2 separate regions of the Homo sapiens genome follow, and region 2 is linked to region 1. Evidence: read pairs that join two places in POLR2A ChIA-PET (ENCODE). Cell type or tissue: OCI-LY7. All regions are shown on one strand. Each heading gives the region's core, and the rest is flanking DNA. Links, peaks and the distances in the headings are about the cores only. Region 1 overlaps LRP4-AS1 (LRP4 antisense RNA 1). Region 2 overlaps CSTPP1 (centriolar satellite-associated tubulin polyglutamylase complex regulator 1).

Evidence for each region. Peaks named below come from ENCODE experiments on the same cell type or tissue, not always from the same donor. Only the 100,000 strongest peaks of a DNase experiment are listed, where the experiment ranks them.
Region 2: POLR2A ChIA-PET joins it to region 1 with 5 read pairs; 2 of 35 experiments call an interaction of 5 or more read pairs at or near these places.

What each region holds. Positions count from the first base shown.
Region 1 is chr11:46,846,979-46,856,928 of GRCh38, forward strand. The region is part of intron 2 of LRP4-AS1 (LRP4 antisense RNA 1); the gene reads left to right. LRP4 (LDL receptor related protein 4) reads right to left here. Exons shown (of 38, transcript NM_002334.4): 38 at 9,739-9,950. Among named protein-coding and RNA genes, the nearest start is that of LRP4-AS1, 5.5 kb to the left of the region's middle. In OCI-LY7, for the core only: no CTCF peak of the experiment used is centred there; no DNase peak of the experiment used is centred there.
Region 2 is chr11:47,044,477-47,054,426 of GRCh38, forward strand. CSTPP1 (centriolar satellite-associated tubulin polyglutamylase complex regulator 1) reads left to right here. Exons shown (of 9, transcript NM_024113.5): 3 at 7,912-8,042. Among named protein-coding and RNA genes, the nearest start is that of CSTPP1, 110 kb to the left of the region's middle. In OCI-LY7, for the core only: no CTCF peak of the experiment used is centred there; a DNase peak (open chromatin) is centred at 3,675; H3K4me3 peaks cover 934 bases; H3K27ac peaks cover 1,209 bases.

The DNA.
Region 1 (9,950 bases), core at 3,093-8,092:
GGAATTTGTAATCTACAGTGGTTGGAGGAATATAACATACAGACTAGTCACTAAAATTCAAAGCAGTGTAATAACTGTATAAATGAAAAGCTATAAATGCTTAGAGACAGGAGAAATTTGATGGGGGAGGATCTGTGAGGAAGATGAATTTTTAACCTAGGATTTAAAGAATGTGTAGATTCCCAACAGGCTAAAAGATGGAGAGAGGATGGATAAAAGTAAATGAAACAATTACATGTTTTTTCATTGTCAAGTTGGCAGAGATGAAAAAGTTCAACAGCCTTTGGTTGGTCAAGATTTGGAAAAACAGGCTGGGTGCAATGGCTTATGCCTGTAATCCTAGCGCTTTGGGAGGCCGAGGCAGGAGGATTGCTTGAGGCCAGGAGTTCAAGACCAACCTGGGTCTTGCTATCAAGACCCCATCTCTGTTTTTAAAAATATAAAGAGATTTGGAAAAATGGACACTCAAAGTCAATATTGGTAAGAGTATAATTGGTACAAACCTTTAGGAGGACAATTTGACAGTTACTAAAATGTACATAATCTAGTTCTGGCCCAGTAATCCACTATGAGGAATTTATCGTACAGATCTGTGCAAGTATGCAAAGAAAAATGTACAAGGATGTTTACTGCAATACTGCTTTTTTTTTTTTTTTTTTTGAGACAGTCTCGCTCTGTCGCCCAGGCTGGAGTGCAGTGGCGCAATCTCAGCTCACTGCAACCTCCGCCTCCCGTGTTCAAGCGATTCTCCTGCCTCAGCCTCCTGAGTAGCTGGGACTACAGGCACGTGCCATCACACCTGGCTAATTTTTTGTAGTTTTAGTAGAGACGGAGTTGCACTGTGTTAGCCAGGCTGGTCTTGATCTGCTGACCTCGTGATCCTCCCGCCTGGGCCTCCCAAAGTGCTGGGATTACAGGCGTGAGCCACTGCACCCGGCTTTTTTTTTTTTTTTTTCTGACAGAGTCTCTCTCATGTCACCCGGGCTGTAGTGCAATGGCGTGATCTTGGCTCACTGCAACCTCCATCTCCCGGGTTCAAGCAATTCTCCTGCCTCAGGCTCCCAAGTAGCTGGGATTACAGGCACCTGCCACCACGCCCGGCTAATTATTTTTTATTGTATTTTTAACAGAGATGGGGTTTCACCATGTTGGTCAAGCTGGTTTCAAACTCCTGACTTCAGGTCATCCACCTGCCTCAGCCTCCCAAAGTGCCGAGATTACAGGCGTGAGCCACTGTGCCCGGCCCTTTTTTTTTTTTCTTTTTTTTTCTTTTGAGATGAAGTCTCGCTCTCTCGCCCAGGCTGGAGTGCGATGGCACCATCTCAGCTCACTGCAACCTCCACCTCCCAGGATCAAGCGATTCTCCTATCTCAGCCTCCCAAGTGGCTGGGATTACAGGCATGTGCCACCAAGCCCAGCTAATTTTTTGTATTTTTGGTAGAGACGGGGTTTCACCTGTTGGCCAGGCTGGTCTTGAACTCCTGACCTCAAGTGATCCACCCGCCTCGGCCTCCCAAACTGTTGGGATTATAGCTGTGAGCCACTGTGCCCAGCCAGCACTGCTTAAGATAAAAATAAAATAAAATAAAAAAATAAATCTGGAGGCCAGGCATGGTGGCTCATGCCTGTAATCCCAGTGCTTTGGGAGGCTGAGGTGGAGGATTGCTGGAGTGTGGGAGGTCAAGGCTGCAGTGAGCTATGATCACGCCACTGTACTCCAGCCTGCGTGACAGAGTGAGACGCTGTCTCTAAAAAAAATAAAAAATCTGGAAATTACATGTTCATCAACAGGGAACCTTTTACATAAATTATGACATATCCATTCAATAGAACACTATGAAACTGTTAAAAAGAATGCGGTTAATCTATGTGCTGGAACAGAAACATGCACAAATTTTATTAATTGAAAAAAAGGCAAGTTGCAGAACTTGTGGAATGATTTTATTATATATGGTTATAAACGTATGTGTGTTTGAGGGCATGCCTGAAAATGGTTAGAACATTCCTGGAATTATAAGAAACTTAATAGGAGTGGGACTTGGGAGGGAAATGAATTTTTACTGTTAACGTGGTGTGTTTCTTTTTTCTTTCATAGAAGGAGCAGAGAGTAGTGGGGAAAGTGTGAGTCAGGGCGCAGAAACAGCAAAGTGCATCGTATGTATGGGACTGAACATGTGGGGTTGATTTTAGGACTGAAATTTTGTTGGGAAGTAGTGGAACACAAGATTGACACAGAAGGTTAAGAACAATTCTTTTTCTTTTTTTTTTGAGACGGAGTCTCACCTGTCGCCCAGGCTGGAGTGCAGTGGCGTGATCTCAGCTCACTGCCACCTCCACCTCCTGGGTTCAAGCAATTCTCCTGCCTCAGCCTCCCAAGTAGTTGGGACTACAGGCACAAGCCGCCATACCTGGCTGATTTTTTTGTATTTTAGCAGAGATGGGGTTTCACCTTGTTGCCCAGGCTGGTCGCAAACTCCTGAGCTCAGGCCATCCGCCCGCCTCAGCCTCCCAAAATGCTGGGATTACACATGTGAGCCACTGTGCCCGGCCAGGAATGATTCCTAAAGGATCTTGAATCCCAGGGTATGGAATTGGTACTTTATTAAGTAGATAATGGGGGGGCTATTAAAGGTACCTGAGCAAGAGGGTGGCAAAATCAGAGTTGTACTTTAGGAAAATTAATTAGCTTGATTGTCTAAAATGGTTTAGAGTTGGGAACCCAGCTAGGAGTATGATATGAGGTGTTAGCAGTGGAGAGGATGAGAGCAGATTCAAGAAAGAATGAAAGATTTGGCAACTGACTAGATTAGGTGCAAAGGCAAGGGTGGGTCCCATTTAGGGAGGTGAGTCAAAGAGAATTCCAGGATTTGATTGCCCAATGGAAGTAGGAAGTCAGGAGAAGCCAGTCTCAAGGGGAAGGTGAGGCATTTAAATTGCAACCTGTTCACTTTTAGGTACCAATAAGGCATTCTAATGGAATCATCTGAGTAGGCCTAGAAAATACACGATGGAAGCTGGAAGAATAGATGCAGAATCAATGATATAGATTTGGGAATCACATTGATAGAGTGAATGAGACTGCAGATTGGGGGATTGGAGAGAGTGAAAGGATGGCCAATGAAGACAGATCCACATGTAGGAGAAGAAGAAAGGAATGAAAGCAATATGGTCATGGTAACCTTGGATAAATTGGTGAGGATATACAGAAATAGTTTTCTTCAGTCATTGGTCATTGGCATATTTACTTTATTTAAATATTACCAGAAATAAACTGAAGATTACATTTAAGGAGAGGGTGTGATGGTAATCAGGAATTGGCTTAACAAAGGATGTTTGTGCAGTCCGGGTCCTGGAGAGTTTTAGAACAAGATGACAAAATCCCTTTTTGTCTTGGATGACTTAGGTGCAGCCCTACTTTAAGGTGAGTATTAGATGTCTGATGCTACTCATTTATTCATTCAACAAATATTTATCAGCACCTATTATGTGGAGGGACTCTTCTAGGCACTGCAATGATCAGTAGATAAAATAGACTCCCCAAAATTTCCTCCCTTTGTGGTGCTCACACTATAGTGAGGAAACGTAGACAATCAACACATAAATAAATTATATAGTATGTTATTAGACAATATGTCCAGTGGGAAAAGAAAAAGAATAAAACTAGGTAAAGGGATAGGGAAGTGGGGTTGGAAAGACCGTAATTTTATTTTATTTTTCAACTTCTATTTTAGAATCGAGGATACATGTGCAGATTTGTGATAAAGGTATATTGTGTGATGCTGAGGTTTGGGGTATGATTGAACCTAGGTAGTGAGCATAGTACCTAACAGTAAGTAGTTTATCAGTCCCTGCTTGCCGGGGTCTGTCCCACAGACCTTGACCCAACAACGGTTGAATAACGTACACTAACACAGATATTCTGCCTGTCACTCCAGCTAAGGGTCTGGGCCCCTCACAGACACCAAGGAAGGTGCTGTAAAGAGTAGCAGCCGGCCCCATCAGCCAGCGAAGCTTGCATTTATTCAGTATAGATTAAATGACAAAGGTTTTGAGTAAACACTGCTAGAGGGTAATTGACCTGGTTGCCAACAACCCCGCCCCCACCCCCTGCGGTTGTGCACCCGGTTGATCAAAGATTGGTCTTAAGACCACATGAGTAAACAAGCTATTCAGATAAACTACTCTACATTCCTTTGTATCTACTTTAAGCTATTTACTCAAAGTAAGGATTAGGCGGCTTTCAGCCATAACCCTATCCTGAGACTTTTGCAAAACCTTCCGGCCTTCCAAGAAGATTTGTGTCTATATTTTATAACTTCATCTTAAAATTTTCCCACCAGCCTGACTGAACTCCCACACTTGCTCATCTCCCACTCTCCCATCTCTAGTAGTCCCAAGTGTCTATCGTTCCCTTCTTTATGTCCTTGTGTACCCAATGTTTAGCCCCTGTTTCTAAGTGAGAACGTGCAACCTTTGGTTATCTGTTTCAGCATTAGTTTGTTTCGGATAATGGCCTCCAGCTGCATCCAGGCTGCTGCTAAGGACATTATTTCATTCTTTTTTTATGGCTGCATAGTTTTACATGATATATGTACCACATTTCTTTAATCCACCATTGATGGGCACAAGGGTTGATTCCATGTTTTTGCTATTGTGAATAGTGCTGCAATGAATATATGGGTACATGTGTCCTTTTGGTAGAATGATTTTTTATCCTTTGAGTATATACCCAGTAATAGGATTACTGGGTCGAATGGTAGTTCAACTTTTAGTTCTTTGAAAAATCTCCAAACTGCTTTCCACAGTGGCTGAATTAATTTACATTCCCACCACAGTGTACAAGTGTCCCCTTTCCTCTGCAGCCTTGCTAGCATCTATTAAATTTTTACCTTTTAACAAAAGCCACTCTGACTCGTATAAGGTGGTATCTCATGGTTTTGATTTGCATTTCTCTGATGATTAGTGATGATGAGCATTTCTTCATATGTTTATTGGTCACTTGTATCTCTTTTGAAAGTGTTTGTTCATGTCCTTTGCCCACTATTTATTTATTTATTTATTTATTTAGAGACAGAGTCTTACTCTGTTGCCCAGGCCGGAGTACAATGGCACAATCTCAGCTCACTGCAACCTGTGCCTCCCAGGTTCTCCTGCCTCAGCCTCCTGAGTAGTTGGGATTACAGACACCCACCACCATGCTTGGCTAATTTTTGTATTTTTAGTCGAGATGGGGTTTCGCCATGTTGGTCAGGCTGGTCTCGAACTCCTGACCTCAGGTGATCCACCCACCTCAGCCTCCCAAAGTGCTGGGATTACAGGCATGAGCCACTGCACCCGGCTTGCCCACTTTTTAAATGGGGTTGTTTTTCACTTGTTGATTTAAGTTCTTTATGGATTCTGGATATTAGACCTTTGTTGGATGCATAGCTTGCAAATATTTTCTCCCATTCTGTAGCTTGTCTATTACTCCCTTGATAGTTTCTCTTGCTGTGCAGAAGCTCTCTACTTTTGGTAGGTCCCATTTATCCATTTATCATTTTTTGTTTTTGTTGCAATTGCTTTTGACAACTTAGCCATAAATTCTTTGCCAAAGCTGATAATGAGAAGGGTATTTCCTAGGTTTTCTTCTAGGATTTTTATATTTCAAGGGAAAGGCTGTGTTTTCTTTCTGTTGTTGGTTTTTTTTTTTGTTTTTTTTTTTTTTTTGAGACAGGGTCTTGCTCTGTCACCCAGGCTGGAGTGCAATGGCGTGATCACAGCTCAACTGCAGCCTTGACCTCCTGGGCTCAAGTGATTGTCCCACTTCAGCCTCTCGAGTAGCTGAGACTATAGGCATGCATGAAAACACCTTTTTTTTTTTTTTTTTTTTGTAGAGACACAGGATCTCATTATGTTACCCAGGATGATCTCAAACCCATGGACTCAAGCAATTCTCCTGCATCAGCCTCCCAAAGTGCTGGGATTACAGGTATGAGCCACCACACCCAGCTGACTATAATATATATATGTATATAAAAGGAGGCCAGGGGCAGTGGCTCATGCCTATAATCCCAGCACTTTGAGAGGCCGAGGCAGGTGGATCACCTGAGGTCAGGAGTTCGAGACTAGCCTGGCCAACACGGTGAAACCCTGTCTCTACTAAAAATACAAAAATTAGCCAGGCATGGTGGCAGATGCCTGTAATCCCAGCTGCTCGGGAGGCTGAGGCAGGATAATCTCTTGAACCCGGGAGGCGGAGGGTGCAGTGAGCCAAGATCACACCATTGCACGATCCAGCCTGGGCAACAGAGCAAGACTCCATCTCAAAACAAACAAACAACAACAAAATATTTATATATGAAAGGGTGGTCAGGGTAGGTTTCACTGAGATTACATTTGAGCAAAGACTTAAAGGCAAAGGAGTTAGCCATGAGTATATCTAGGGGAAGAAAGTGCCAGCAAGGGCCAACAACTGTGCAAAGGCCTTATGTTTTTGAGGAAGACAGAGGCTAGTGTCACTGGCCCAGGGTAGCATGCAGTAGAGGGGTAGTAGCAGAAGAAATCTTATAACAGTGGGGGGTGAGGACTGGCAGATCCCACAAGGCCTTGTAGAAATCTTATACAGTACCTTGCCCGTAGTAGGTATTCAATAAATGTTTGCCCAGTCATCTTTTGCCTTCTAGGATTATCATCAAATAGCATTTATCTGTGTATTTATTGGAGTTACGTGTGCTTTTATTCCAGGGTCTTCTCAGTAGTCCTTTTACATAAGGAGTATATTTATGAACATACTGCCCTCTGAGGGCAGTGAAGCCCTTGTGGGCATTAGAGATCAAAGTGAATGCTGTATTTTTGCAACTGAAAACAGGAAACAAATGTCAAATACTGTGGCTGCTGAATAACTGTGCTGGGCATTTCTGAAAAGCCTGTTAGGGTTGAGACAGTGCTCATTCTTTTGTAATCACAAGCTGAATTCTGGTTGAAGCATCCCTACCATGGGATATGTATCCATATTTCCAGCCTAAAAGGAGCAGCTTCAGTGATGAGCTTCCTTCAACTTTCAATGCAGGTGCCCTCTGCATTATTTCCCTGGAGATAGCAGTGGTGACATTAATACAGATTTCAAGTGGCTGTGGGTTTTAGTGCCTTAACTGTCTTCCAGGATTGCAAAGCCTACCCTGGCTTGCACTTGATTGCATTTAGTAGGTGCTGGTTGAATGAAGGAATGAATAGCCTTTATTTTTTCTTTTCTCATATTCATTTTCCATAGCCCCCAAAATGTAGGCTGTCCAAGAACTTTGACCACAGAAGCATCAGCGCCACCAAAGAGGAAGGAGGGAGAAGGGAGAGATAGGGACCTCATTAGAAGACTATCAACAGGCTTTTAGGGCCTGGAGGGAAAACCATCAGGAAGAGCAAGATACGTGAAAGTTCTTGGCTCTTTGTGTCTTATAAAATGAAATAAGCAGATTGTGTAGCTTGTGGCTAACTTAGCCTTGGGTTTAAACTATGACCCTTAATTAGGCTGTCTGGGTCTGTTTTAACACCATGTCAAGGAGACCAAAGTTATGAGTTGGAGCTTTGACTAGACATCAAACTTTATTCCCTATGCTGAGCTCTGCTAGCCTCTGCAGCTGGTTAACGGGAGAATGGTGTGGAGAGAAAATAAGTAGGCAGATGAGGGAATGTTTCAAAACAAAGAGTGCCTAAAAACATCCCAAAACACACATCCTATTAAGTGAATCAGTCGACTCAACTTCACATTTGAAGAAAAGATATATTACAGACTGTTTCGTAGCCATAAAAAGGACTCAGCCACATTTCTTTTATCATTATGTCCATAAATAGAAACCAGACAACTTAGGGCCAGGTGCGGTGGCTCACGCCTGTAATCCCAGCACTTTGGGAGGCTGAGGCGGGCGGATCACAAGGTCAGGAGATTGAGACCACGGTGAAACCCCGTCTCTCCTAAAAATACAAAAAATTAGCTGGGCGTGGCAGTGGGCGCCTGTAGTCCCAGCTACTTGGGAGGCTGAGGCAGAAGATTGTGCCACTGCACTCCAGCCTGGGCGACAGAGCGAGACCCTGGATAACCTTGGATATCAGTGCATTACTGGGTCCTCTTAGAACCCTCTTAGAACCCACTTAGAAACCTGTGCACCCTCAGCTTTTGTAGATGCTGCCTCTGAGTTCCTATGCATTGAATTTAGGCCTACGTTTGGTGACAGCTTCAGTTTATCCAGAGTCCTTTCTATGGGCCAGAGATCCTTTCATTTTAGATTCCACAGTTTGTTCATACACCATAGACAGACCGTGACTGTATTTTGAGTGAGTTTGCAAAAATATGGCCAGTTTGTTAGAACTTGACCCACCATCTGCTCACTTATCAGTTTCAGGGTTTTTTTGTTTTGTTTTTTTAGTGACAAGGTTTTGCTCTGTTACCCAGGATGGAATGCAGTGGCGTGATCATAGCTCACTGTAACCTTGAACTCCTGGGCTCAAGCAATCCTCCTGCCTCAGCCTCCCAAGCAGCTGGGACTACAGGCATGAGCTACCACACCTGACTAATATTTTTAAATTTTTTTGTAGAGATATGGTCCTGTCATGTTGCCCAGGCTGATCGTGAACTCCAGGCCTCAAGCAATACTCCTTACTTCTGTCTTGGCCTCCCAAAGTGGTGAGATTACTTTGGTGTAGCCACTGTGCCTGACCCTAGTTTCAGATTTTATACCAGAGAACTAGACAAGGAATTCCCAACCTTTGTTTTATCCCAAGATGTCCTCCTTTTCTGCTTTTTTTTTCCCTCCCAAAGAGAACAGTGGGGGTTGGAGGGATGGTTATCCTTGGGCTATTCTACTTGTTTTTGTTCTGGCACACCTACTCCTTACTACAGTTAGAAAAATTATACACTGTAGCTTATACTCAGATCTCTGGTCACTTAAATACAAGAAGCTTCAGTCTTTCTTACTTTCATTTTTTGTCTTTTTTTGGGATGGTGGTGGTAATGGTGTTGCTAGACTCTAAGCTCTGTAAGATTATGTCTTTGTTTAGGCATGGGCAGTGCCTAGCCCATAGCAGATGAATGAATGAATGAATGAATGAATGAATGGGGATATTATCCTATAGATGGTGTGTGGTTTAGAAAATCAACTATTGAGACTTGACATGAAATTCTACATCGGGCGTTGAGATTAACATGATTCCCAGTTTTCACTGAGGGATATCACATCCAGAGAACCTGAGAAGGGATCCCTAGCTCCTTGTTCTAGCCTTGAGAAGTAGTGGATGAGCTATGAAAAGACAGCTTTTAAAAATAAATGAAATCCTAGTGATAATTTGATCCACTCTCAGACTAACTATGAAAGTTGACTAAGATCAAACAGAGCTAGTGGCAGATCTGGGACTGGAATTAGCCCTCCATGTCCCCAGCTCCAGTACTTTTCTTACTACATGAGATAGTCTTGCCAGTGACCATCACTGCAAGGCAAAGTAAAGTTCTGTAACAAAGACCTAGAACAGAAATAGAAGATACATGGTATACATGCCATGACATTTCCTTCCAGTGCACAGAAGAGATGTCACTAGCCATATGACATTCTTCCCATTGGGTGCGAATAGGCCCTCAGGCAGCCACTACCAACCAGTCAGAGTCAGCACTCAAGAGGAAACCCATCTACCATTCCTCTTCCAGAGGAAATAAAGGTTTCATCAGTCAAGGAACTCTGGCCTCGACCTGTCTTCTCCAGATGAGCTGAAAACTCCAGCAGGAACCTCACACTCTTTATTGCTCTTCACTGTGCCCACATCCACAAAGGACTTAAAAGTGATGTCTGTAAGCAGGTTTTCCACAGCATGGGTCTGCCAGACAGAGCAGGTGCAGGATTAGTCATGACTCCAAGCCAGGCAAGGTGATTAAGAAAAGCTAAATTTATATTAAATTATCATAAAGTCCTAAAATACTGAACATAGTG
Region 2 (9,950 bases), core at 1,602-6,601, 200 kb after region 1:
TGAACAGACAGAATAGAGAATGAATAATTTAAAAGATAATAACATAAAGAGATAAAAAACTATGAAGACAGGTAAGAGGCATTAAAAAGCTACAATGTATATCTAATAGGAAACAGAAGAAAATGATATAGGGAATGGCAAAGAAGCAATATTTTAAAAAGAATTGGGGGGTGCAGTGACTCACATCTATAATTCTAGTACTTTGGGAGGCTGAGGCAGGAGGATTGCTTGAGGACCAGCCTGAGCAACATAGCGAGCTCCCATCTCTACAAAAAAATTAAGTTTAGCCAGGCATGGTTGTGTGCACCTGTAGTCCCAGCTACTCAGGAAGCTGAGGTGGGAGGATCACTTGAACCCAGGAGTTCAAGCTTCTAGTGAGCTATGGTCATGCTACTGCACTCCAGCCTGGGCAACAAAGTGAGATCCTGTCTCAAAAAATGTATATGTGGGCTGAGAATTTTCCTGAACTGACAAAAAACAGAAGTCAGTTTAAAGTACTGAGCAAGATAAATAAAAATAAACCTACATGGTAGATACATTGTAGAATCTGCATTAATGATAAAGAAAATTGTTTATATGAATTATAAGAATGATTAACTCCAAAGGAATGGCAGGAGTTTGACAGCAGTTTGCTTGATATCAGTGATAGGTGCGAGGTGACAACTGGGTGGTATCTTTAAAGTGCTGAGAGAAGATAAGTAACAACCAGAATTCTCCACTGAATTAAATTTCACTCCAGAAGGTAAAATAAAGATATTTTGAGGTAGATGAAAACTGAGAGCATTTACCACTCACAGGCTTTTGCTGAAAGAACTACAGGTTTATGTATATTAATAAATTTCACAATTCAAAAAAAGCTTTGAAAACCTGAAGTTGTCCTTTGGTAAGTTTTCAGCAACCTCATTTGTGGGGCAAACTTGACCTAAACTAGTTCATGGGCTAATTTTGGTCTTTGTTTATCCCACTTAGTGTGAATACTTATATGTTTCACTGTGGAGACTTTAATATGTTTGAATCCATGGGGTGCTATCCCAACCCTGCTGAAGGTGTTATATCACATCTGGTTTGTGCAACCTTTATAAAATCTCAAAATTTGTCACTTCCAAACCAGAAAGGTCCCAGGATTTCAGATAAGTGATTATGGATCTTATTAAAGGATTATGGATCTTATTTCTTTAGCAAGAAATAATTGAACCAAGAGTGAAGGAGCAGAATGTGGGAAACAGTAGTGAGCATGAAAATTGATTTGATAAATGTAGGTAAACTTAATTAATTATTGATTTTTTTAAAGTAGTCATTTTTTTCTTTTTTCTCTTTTTTTTCTTTTTGAGATGGAGTCTCACTCTGATGCCCAGGCTGGAGTGCAGTGGTGCCATCTAGGCTCACTGCAACCTCCGTCCCCCGGGTTTAAGCAATTCTCCTGCCTCAGCCTCCCGAGTAGCTGGGATTACAGGCACCTGCCACCACACCTGGGTAATTTTTGTATTTTTAGTAGAGACGGGGTTTCACCATGTTGGCCAGGCTGGTCTTGTACTCCTGACTTCATGATGCACCCGCCTCAGCCTCCCAAAGTGCTGGGATTACAGGCGTGAGCCACCACTCCCAGCCTAAAGTGGTAATTTTTACATTTAAAAAGGTATATTGTCCTGTAGGTATGGGGGTGAATTTTTTAAAAAAGGAAAAAAAAGGAAAAGGTAGATATCAAAAGAAATAAATGACATCCAAATTGGAAAGTAAAAGGTAAAACTATATTCACAGGTTACATGGTCCTATGCATAAAAAGCATCCTAAAGAATCCACCAAAAGAAAAAAAAAAAAAAAAAACTTCTAGAGCTTATAAATGAATTCAGCAAAGTTGCAGGGGACAAGAGCAACACATAAAAATCAGTTGTTTCTATATACCATCAATGAACAATCTAAAAAGGAAATTAAGAAAAGCAATTCTGTTTAAAAGAGCATCCAAAAGATTTAGTCTATTAGGAATAAGTCTAACTGAGGAGGTGAAAGACTTGCACACTGAAAACTATAAAACATTGCTGAATGAAATTAAAGAAGAGCTAAATAAATAGAAAGACACCCTGAGTACATGGATAGGATGATGTAACACTGTTAACATGTCAGTTCTACCCAAAGCAATCTACTGATTCAACACAATTTTCTTTTCTTTTCTTTTATCTTCTTTTCTTTTTTTTTTTTTTTTTTTTTTTTGAGACAGAGTCTCACTCTGCCACCCAGGCTGGAGTGCAGTGGCGTGATCTCGGCTCACTGCAACCTCCACCTCCCAGGTTCAAGTGATTCTCCTGCTCAGAATCCTGAGTAGCTGGGATTACAGGCATCCACCACCATGCCCGACTAATTTTTGTATTTTTAGTAGAGATGGGGTTTCACCATGTTGGTCAGGCTGGTTGATTGAACACAATTTCTTTTCTTTTTTTTTTTTTTGAGATGGAGTCTCACTCTGTCTCCCAGGCTGGAGTGCAGTGGCTCAATCTCAGCTCACTACAACCTCCACCTCCCGGGTTCAAGCGGTTCTTCTGCCTCAGCCTCCAGAAAAGCTGGGATTACAGGTGCCCGCCACCACACCTGGCTAATTTTTGTATTTTTAGTAGATACAGGGTTTCACCATGTTGGCCAGGCTGGTCTTGAACTCCTGACCTCAGGTGATCTGCCCGCGTCAACCTCCCAAAGTGCTAGGATTACAGACGTGAGCCACCGCACCTGGCGATTCAACAAAATTTCTATCAAAATAAATAGGCTTTTTCACTGAGAGAAGAAGCTAATCCTCAAAATCATATGGAATAGCCAGGACAATCTTGAAAAAAGAATATAAAATTGGAAAGTTCAAACTTCCCAACTATAAAACTAGCTATGAAGCCACAGTAATTCAAGTATTATGGTCCTGGCATAAGGACAAACATATAGACCACTGGAATAGATTAGGAAGCCCAGAAATAAATCTTTACATATATGGTCATTTGATTTCCTGCAAAGGTGCAATTCAATAGGGAAAGGACAGTCTTTTCAACCAATGGTGCTGGGAAAACTGGATATCCACGTGTGAAAGAATGAAATTGGACTACAACACTCTTAGAAGAAAACAGGGGACAGTTTTCATAACATTAAATTTAGCAATTATTTCATGGATATAACACCAAAAGCATAAGGAACAAAAAATATAGATAAATTGGACTTCATCAAAATTAAGAACTTTTGTGCATCAAAGGATACTATCATGAAAGTGAAAGGACAACCTACACAATAGAAGAAAATATTTGCAAATCATATATCCAATAAGGAATTAATATCCAGAATATGTAAAGAACTCCTGCAACTCAACAACAACAAAACAACCCAATTTAAAAATGGGCAAAGGACTTGAAGAGACATTTCTCCAAAGAAGATATCCAAATGGCCAACACATGAAAAGATGCTCAACATCATTAGTCATTGGTAAAATGCAAATCAAAACAACAATAAGATGCCACTTCACATCTTCTAGGTTGGCTGTTTTTTAAAAAGGAAAATAGCATGTGTTGCTGAGGAGGTGGACAAATTGGAGCCCTTGTGCATTGCTAGTGAGAATGTAAAATAGTACAGCTGCTCTGGAAAACAGTTCGGTTGTTTCTCAAAAGGTTAAACCTATAACTACCATATGACCCAGCAATTGCACTTGTAGGTATACATCTAAAAGAATTAAAGAAGGAACTGAAACAGATACTTGTATACAAATCATAGCAGCATTATTCACAATAGCCAAAAGGTGGAAGTAACCCAAGGGTCCATCAACAGATCAATGGATAAACAATAGATGGTACATACATACAAAGGAATATTATTCTGCTTTAAAAAGAAAATAAATTTATGGCCCTGCAGTGGCTTACACCTGTAATCCCAACACTTTGGGAAGGTACGGTTGAAGGATCATTTAAGGCCAGGAGTTCAAGGCTTGAGACCAGCCTGGGCAACATAGGGAGACCCTGTCTCTATTATTTAAAAATTATGAAGGAAGGAAAGAAGGAAGGAGGGAAAGAAAGAAAGAAATTTTGATACATGCTACATGTACGGCCCTTGAAGACATTATTCTTAGTGAAATAGGCCAGAACGACAGATATTACATGATTCCACTTATATGAGGTACTTAGAATAGGCAAATATATAGAGATAGAAAGTAGAATAGAGGTTATGAGGGTCTGGGGGGTGGGCAGAAGGGGGTGTTGTTGTTTAATTGATGTAGAGTTTTTGTTGGGGATGATGAAAAAGTTTTGGGTATTGATAGTGTTCATGGTTGCACAGCATTGTGAATATATTTAATGACACTGAATTGTACAGTTGCAAATGGTTAAATGATAAATATTATGTATAGTTTACCACATTAAAAAAGTTTTCCAATTTAAAAAGAGATAGATTCTAGTCACATTCTAAAAAATAATATCAGAAGATGAGAAGACTGCACATAAGTTATAGAAAGTGTGCTTTGGGCTTTGTCTTGTTTTATTTTTATTTTTGTTTTGTTTGTTTATTTATTTTGAGACAGGGTCTTGCTCTGTCACCCAGGCTGGAGTGCAGTGGTGCGATCACAGCTCACTGCAGCCTTGACCTCCTAGGCTCCAGCAGTCCTCCCACCTCAGCCTCTCAAGTAGCTGGGACCAAAGGCATGCACCACCATGCCCAGCTAATTTTTGTAATGTTTCATAAAATCAAGGTTTCACTATGTTGCCCAGGCTGGTCTCAAACTGCTGAGCTCAAGCAGCCCACCCACCTCAGCCTTCCAAAGTGCTGGGATTATAGGCATAAGCCACCATGCCTGGCCCATTGTCTTGTTTTGGAGAGTTATAAAGATAATGAGTATTTTCAGACATTTTCAAAAATATGTAGATAGGCCAGGCGCGGTGGCTCATGCCAGTAATCCCAACACTTTGGGAGGCTGAGATGGGTGGATCACTTGAACTCAGGAGTTTGAGACCAGTCAGGGCAACATGGTAAGACCCCATCTCTACTAAAAATCCAAAAAAATAGCTGAGTGTGATGATGCCTGCCTTTGGTCCCAGCTAATTGGGAGGCTGAGGTGGGAGGATCAGTGCTTGAGCCTGGAGGGCAGAGGTTGCAGTGAGCCAAGATGGGGCCACTGCACTCCAGACTGGGTGACAGTGGGAGACAATGTCTGGGGAAAAACAATGTAGATAAATATTATGTTAATGTTTTAAGATGGGGTCTCACCATATTGCCCAGGCTGGACTCAAACTGCTGGGCTCAAGCGATCCTCCATCCTCAGCCTCTGAGTAGAACTACAGGCATGCACCACCATGCCTGGCTGATTATGTTAAATTTTAATACTGAAAGATTATAGATTTTGTCTATAGCTTCCAAACTAACAGGGAGGGTAGAAAAGAATTAAAACAAAACTTTACTAACACAATAGAAGGTGGGAAAAGAAGGTGGGGAAAGGGAAAGAAGAATGGATAATGGGAAAGACAAAATAAGATATCAGGTCAGAAATTAATCAGATACACTGAAAAGCTACTCGTTAACATATAGTGACTGTAAGGTTGGGTAGAGAAGCAGAATCTAGCCATATGCTATTTACAAGAGATATACATAAACAAAATGACCTAGAAGGGTTATTAAAGGCACAGAAACAGATACACCAGGAAAATACCAATCAAAATAAAGCTGGTATTGCAATATTATAATAAAAATATCAGACTCAAAGCCTGGAATTTAGAAAAATTAGTAAGATATAGACTTTCAATATTTCCTGTGTGGCTAGCTTCAAAGATACATTCTACCTGGCATCACTTACCTGTCTTTCTTATCTTTCTAAATCAATTTCCACAAATATTTATGAGTAACTATCAGTTAGGTAATGAGTCAGGTAATATAGTAGAGGCAAAGATGAGTACAGCCTAAGTGCTTACTCCATAGAACTGACAGTCTAATAGGAGAAAGTCCAGTAACTTTAAAACAAAGTAGCAAATTGTGAGCACTGTTAGAGAGTTTTAAGTGAGATACGATGGAAATTGGGCATGGGAGATAAAATCAGGAAAAGACTTTACACAAAATTGGCATTTGAGATGGTCTTTAAAAGCTATACCAAAGCTATAATTTCACTAGACCATGACCTAGACATCAGCTTTTTCCCCCTTAGAATATGAAGCACAATTTGGGACTACTTCTTTGCTGGACAGTTTCATAAATTTAGGCTACAGTATTATCATTTCAGACTTCATTTGCTGGAAATGTAGCCTACTGCATTTACCTATAACAGCTCATTTGCTGTATTTTTTATTTTCCTTTCCTTAAGACAATAGCACTGCGTGGTTAGGTTAACACTTTCATTGCTTTTGAAAGCCCCTCTTCTAACCTAATCTTTTGCCAGGTGATGTCCGCATACTTCCTCAGGGTGTCTTAGAAGTAGATTTCTATGCTAGCTCTCCATGAAAGGAGAAGAGTATATAATTTGCTTTTTCATACAGTGCTGTTACTATTAGGAAGGAACTAACTTTATTCTAAATGAAAACACACTCTATATTAAAGACAAGTTAGATACTTTCCCATGAAGTTGGTCTAGGAGAAGGGAAACGGAATAGATGCCTCCTGAAATTTTTTCCTGTTCCATTCAGAGTCAGATTTTTCCCCCCCTTTATATGGTCAACAAATGAAAACTGGCATTTGGAATTACCATCGTTCCCCCCATTGCTTGCCATCTTCAAATTTAATGTCTGCCTCTCCACAAAGATTAACATGTTTCCACTCCTGATTTACTTGTCAGGGAATTTAGAAGTTTTCTGGAACCTAAAGTTCACTCTGGTAGGGATGATTACTGGATAATTGCCTATTCTTCGGTGGAATTTCCACTTTTAGATTACACCAGGCTCTACAGCCTTTATTTCTTTGGCAGGAAAACCCAAAGGCAATGGAGTATATTTTTTTCCCTTCCCTGGCCCAGCTTAAACAATGACTCACTTGGGCCCTGGGGCTTTGCTTCATACTCTCATTTAGGGGCCACTTTATACCCTTGTTTCTATTTTCCTTTCTTGTTCTGTTTGGACCCTTTATATCCTTTGGCACATGGGATTTGTCTCTGGGGTTATTGTCAGAGAGATATATAAAACCACCCCAAACTGGAACAGCCACTCCAGTTATGTCCCCATAGCCATGTCATCCTTATGGCAGCTGGTATAGGCCAGGGAGAGTACAGAAATAATATCTTTTTTCTTTTTTTTTTTTTTTTTTGAGACTGAGTCTCACTCTGTTGATCAGGCTGGAGTGCAGTGGCATGATCTCGGCTCACTGCAACCTCCACCTCCCAGGTTCAAGTGATTCTCCTGCCTCAGCCTCCCGAGTAGCTGGAATGACTGGTGCACGCCACCATGCCCAGCTAATTTTTGTATTTTTAGTAGAGACAGGGTTTCACCATGTTGGCCAGGCTGGTCTCCAACTCCTGACCTCAAGTGATCCACCCGCCTTGGCCTCCCAAAGTGCTGGGATTACAGGCGTGACCCACTGCGCCCAGCCCAGAAATAATATCTTTAAGGAAACCTAATTCCAAATGCAGTAGAGGGAAAAGTATTCTCCAAAAAGAAAGATATGAGTGCCAGTGTCATCCAGTTAGAGGCTAAAAGGCTTTCCTCCATATGCGTTGCTCGAATGACTGATTCAGATGTCCTCTGTGTGTACCTGTGGAAGGTGGGAAGCACTCAGAGGAACTGGCCTCCAAGAGTTTTCGGAAAGGTATGGTTATATGAAGAGACTTCCCCATAGAAGGACTAGGTCTAATCTAGAGTTCAGAGTTTTGTTGGGGAGAAAAATTCCCCGTTTTTGGCAGTGGTTCTCTCTGGTCTCAATTTTTCATTCTGATTCCAGCCTTCTGGATTCCATCTAACAATGACTTCTTGACTTTTCTCTTTGCAGTTTTAACAGTGTATGCCAGGGAACACACATTCTCTTTCGAGAATTCAGCTTCGTCCAAGCCACCCCCCACAATAGGGTATCATTTTTACGGGCCTTCTGGAGATGCTTCCGAACTGTGGGCAAAAATGGCGGTAAGTCTTCCCAAATTCTTTTTCCTTCCTTCCTTCCTTCCTTCCTTTCTTCCTTCCTTCCTTCCTCTCTCTCTCTTTCTTTCTCTCTCTCTTTTCCTCTCTTTCTCTTTCAAACTTTTTCTTTTGTTCCTATAAATATTGTTTGAATGCATGCTATTCAAGGCATTTAGAATACCTCACTTTTGAGGAGTTGTCTGGTTTATGTCAAAGATATTACTATTACCACTACCATCACTAATGGTACCTATTAAGAGCCAAGTGTAGCTCTTTACATGTAGTAACTCATTTATCTTTACAAGGGCTCTCTGTGGTAGATACCATAATCCCCATTTTGTAACTAATGAAACTGAGGATCAGAGAGGTTAAGTAACTTGGCAAGGTTACATAGTAAATTCTGGGCCCAGATTTATACCCAGGCAGTCTGACTTCACAGCCCTTGCTCTTGGCAGATATTAAAATGCCATGCAGTAAATACAAGGAATAATGTGAATATGAAGAAAGAAACTCCTGAATGGGGGTGGGATGGGGATACTGTTGTTAGAGAAGGGAGAGAAAAGTGGAGTAGAGAAGGTTCTCCTTAGAACTGACTGTTTGATCTAAGCTGGGAAGGAAGAGTAGGAATCATTCACATGGATAAAGGAGAGAAGGGCATCCTAGGTAGAACATATGCTGAAGCACAAAAGAACCTAGAATACTTACATAACAGATCAGGATGTCTAGAGTTTGTGTGGAGTTTATGAAGGAGGTTAGGGGAGATGAGACTGTAAAGGAATAATGGAGCTGCTGAAAGATCATTTTTTAGCCATAAAAAAGAAATTGGGCCAGGCACAGTGGCTCAGCCTGTAATCCCAGCACTTTGGGATGCCAAGGCAGGTGGATCACTTGAGGTCAGGGGTTTGAAACCAGCCTGTCCAACATGGTGAAACCCCGTCTCTACTAAAAATACAAAAATTAGCCAGGTGTGGTGGCGCACTCCTATAATCCCAGCTATTCAGGAGGCTGAGGAACGAAAATCGTTTGAACCCTGGGGGACAGAGGTTGCCGTGAGCCGAGATCGTGCCACTGCTCTCCAGCCTGGACGACAGAGCAAGACTCTGCCTCAAAAAAAAAAAAAAAGAAAAAAGAAAAGAAAAGAAATTGGGGCTGGATGTGGTGGCTCACACCTGTAATCCCAGCATTTTGGGAGCCCAAGGTGGGAGGATCACTTGAGCCCAGGAGTTTGAGACCAACCTGGACAACATACTGAGACTTCGTCTCTACAAAAAAATAAACAAAATTAGCCAGGTGTGGTGGCACATACCTGTACTCACAGCTACTTGGGAGGCTGAGGTGGGAGGATCACTTGAGCTGAGGGAGGTTGAGGCTACAGTGAGTCATGATTATGCCACTGACTCTAGCCTAGGTGACAGCGAGATCCTGCTTCAAAAAAACAAACAAACAAACAAAAAAGTTAAATTTTATTCTCTGGGTATTATTTGAAGGCTTTTTTTTTTTTAAAGACCCTGTTGCAGCCGGGCACGGTGACTCATGCCTGTAATCTCAGCACTTTGGGAGGCCGAGGCGGGCAGATCACAAGGTCAGGAGATCGAGACCATCCTGGCTAACATGGTGAAACCCCATCTCTACTAAAAAATACAAAAAAATTAGCCGGGTGTGGTGGCGGGTGCCTGTAGTCCCAGCTACCCGGGAGGCTGAGGCAGGAGAATGGTGTGAACCCAGGAGGTGGAGCTTGCAGTGATCCAAGATCGCGCTACTGCACTCCAGCCTGGGTGACAGAGCAATACTCCGTCTCAAAAAAAAAAAAAAAAAAAAAAAGACCCTGTTGCCCAGGCTGGAGTGCAGTGGCATGATCATATGATCATAGTTCACTATAACCTTGAGCTTCCAGGCTCAAGTGATCTTCCTAAC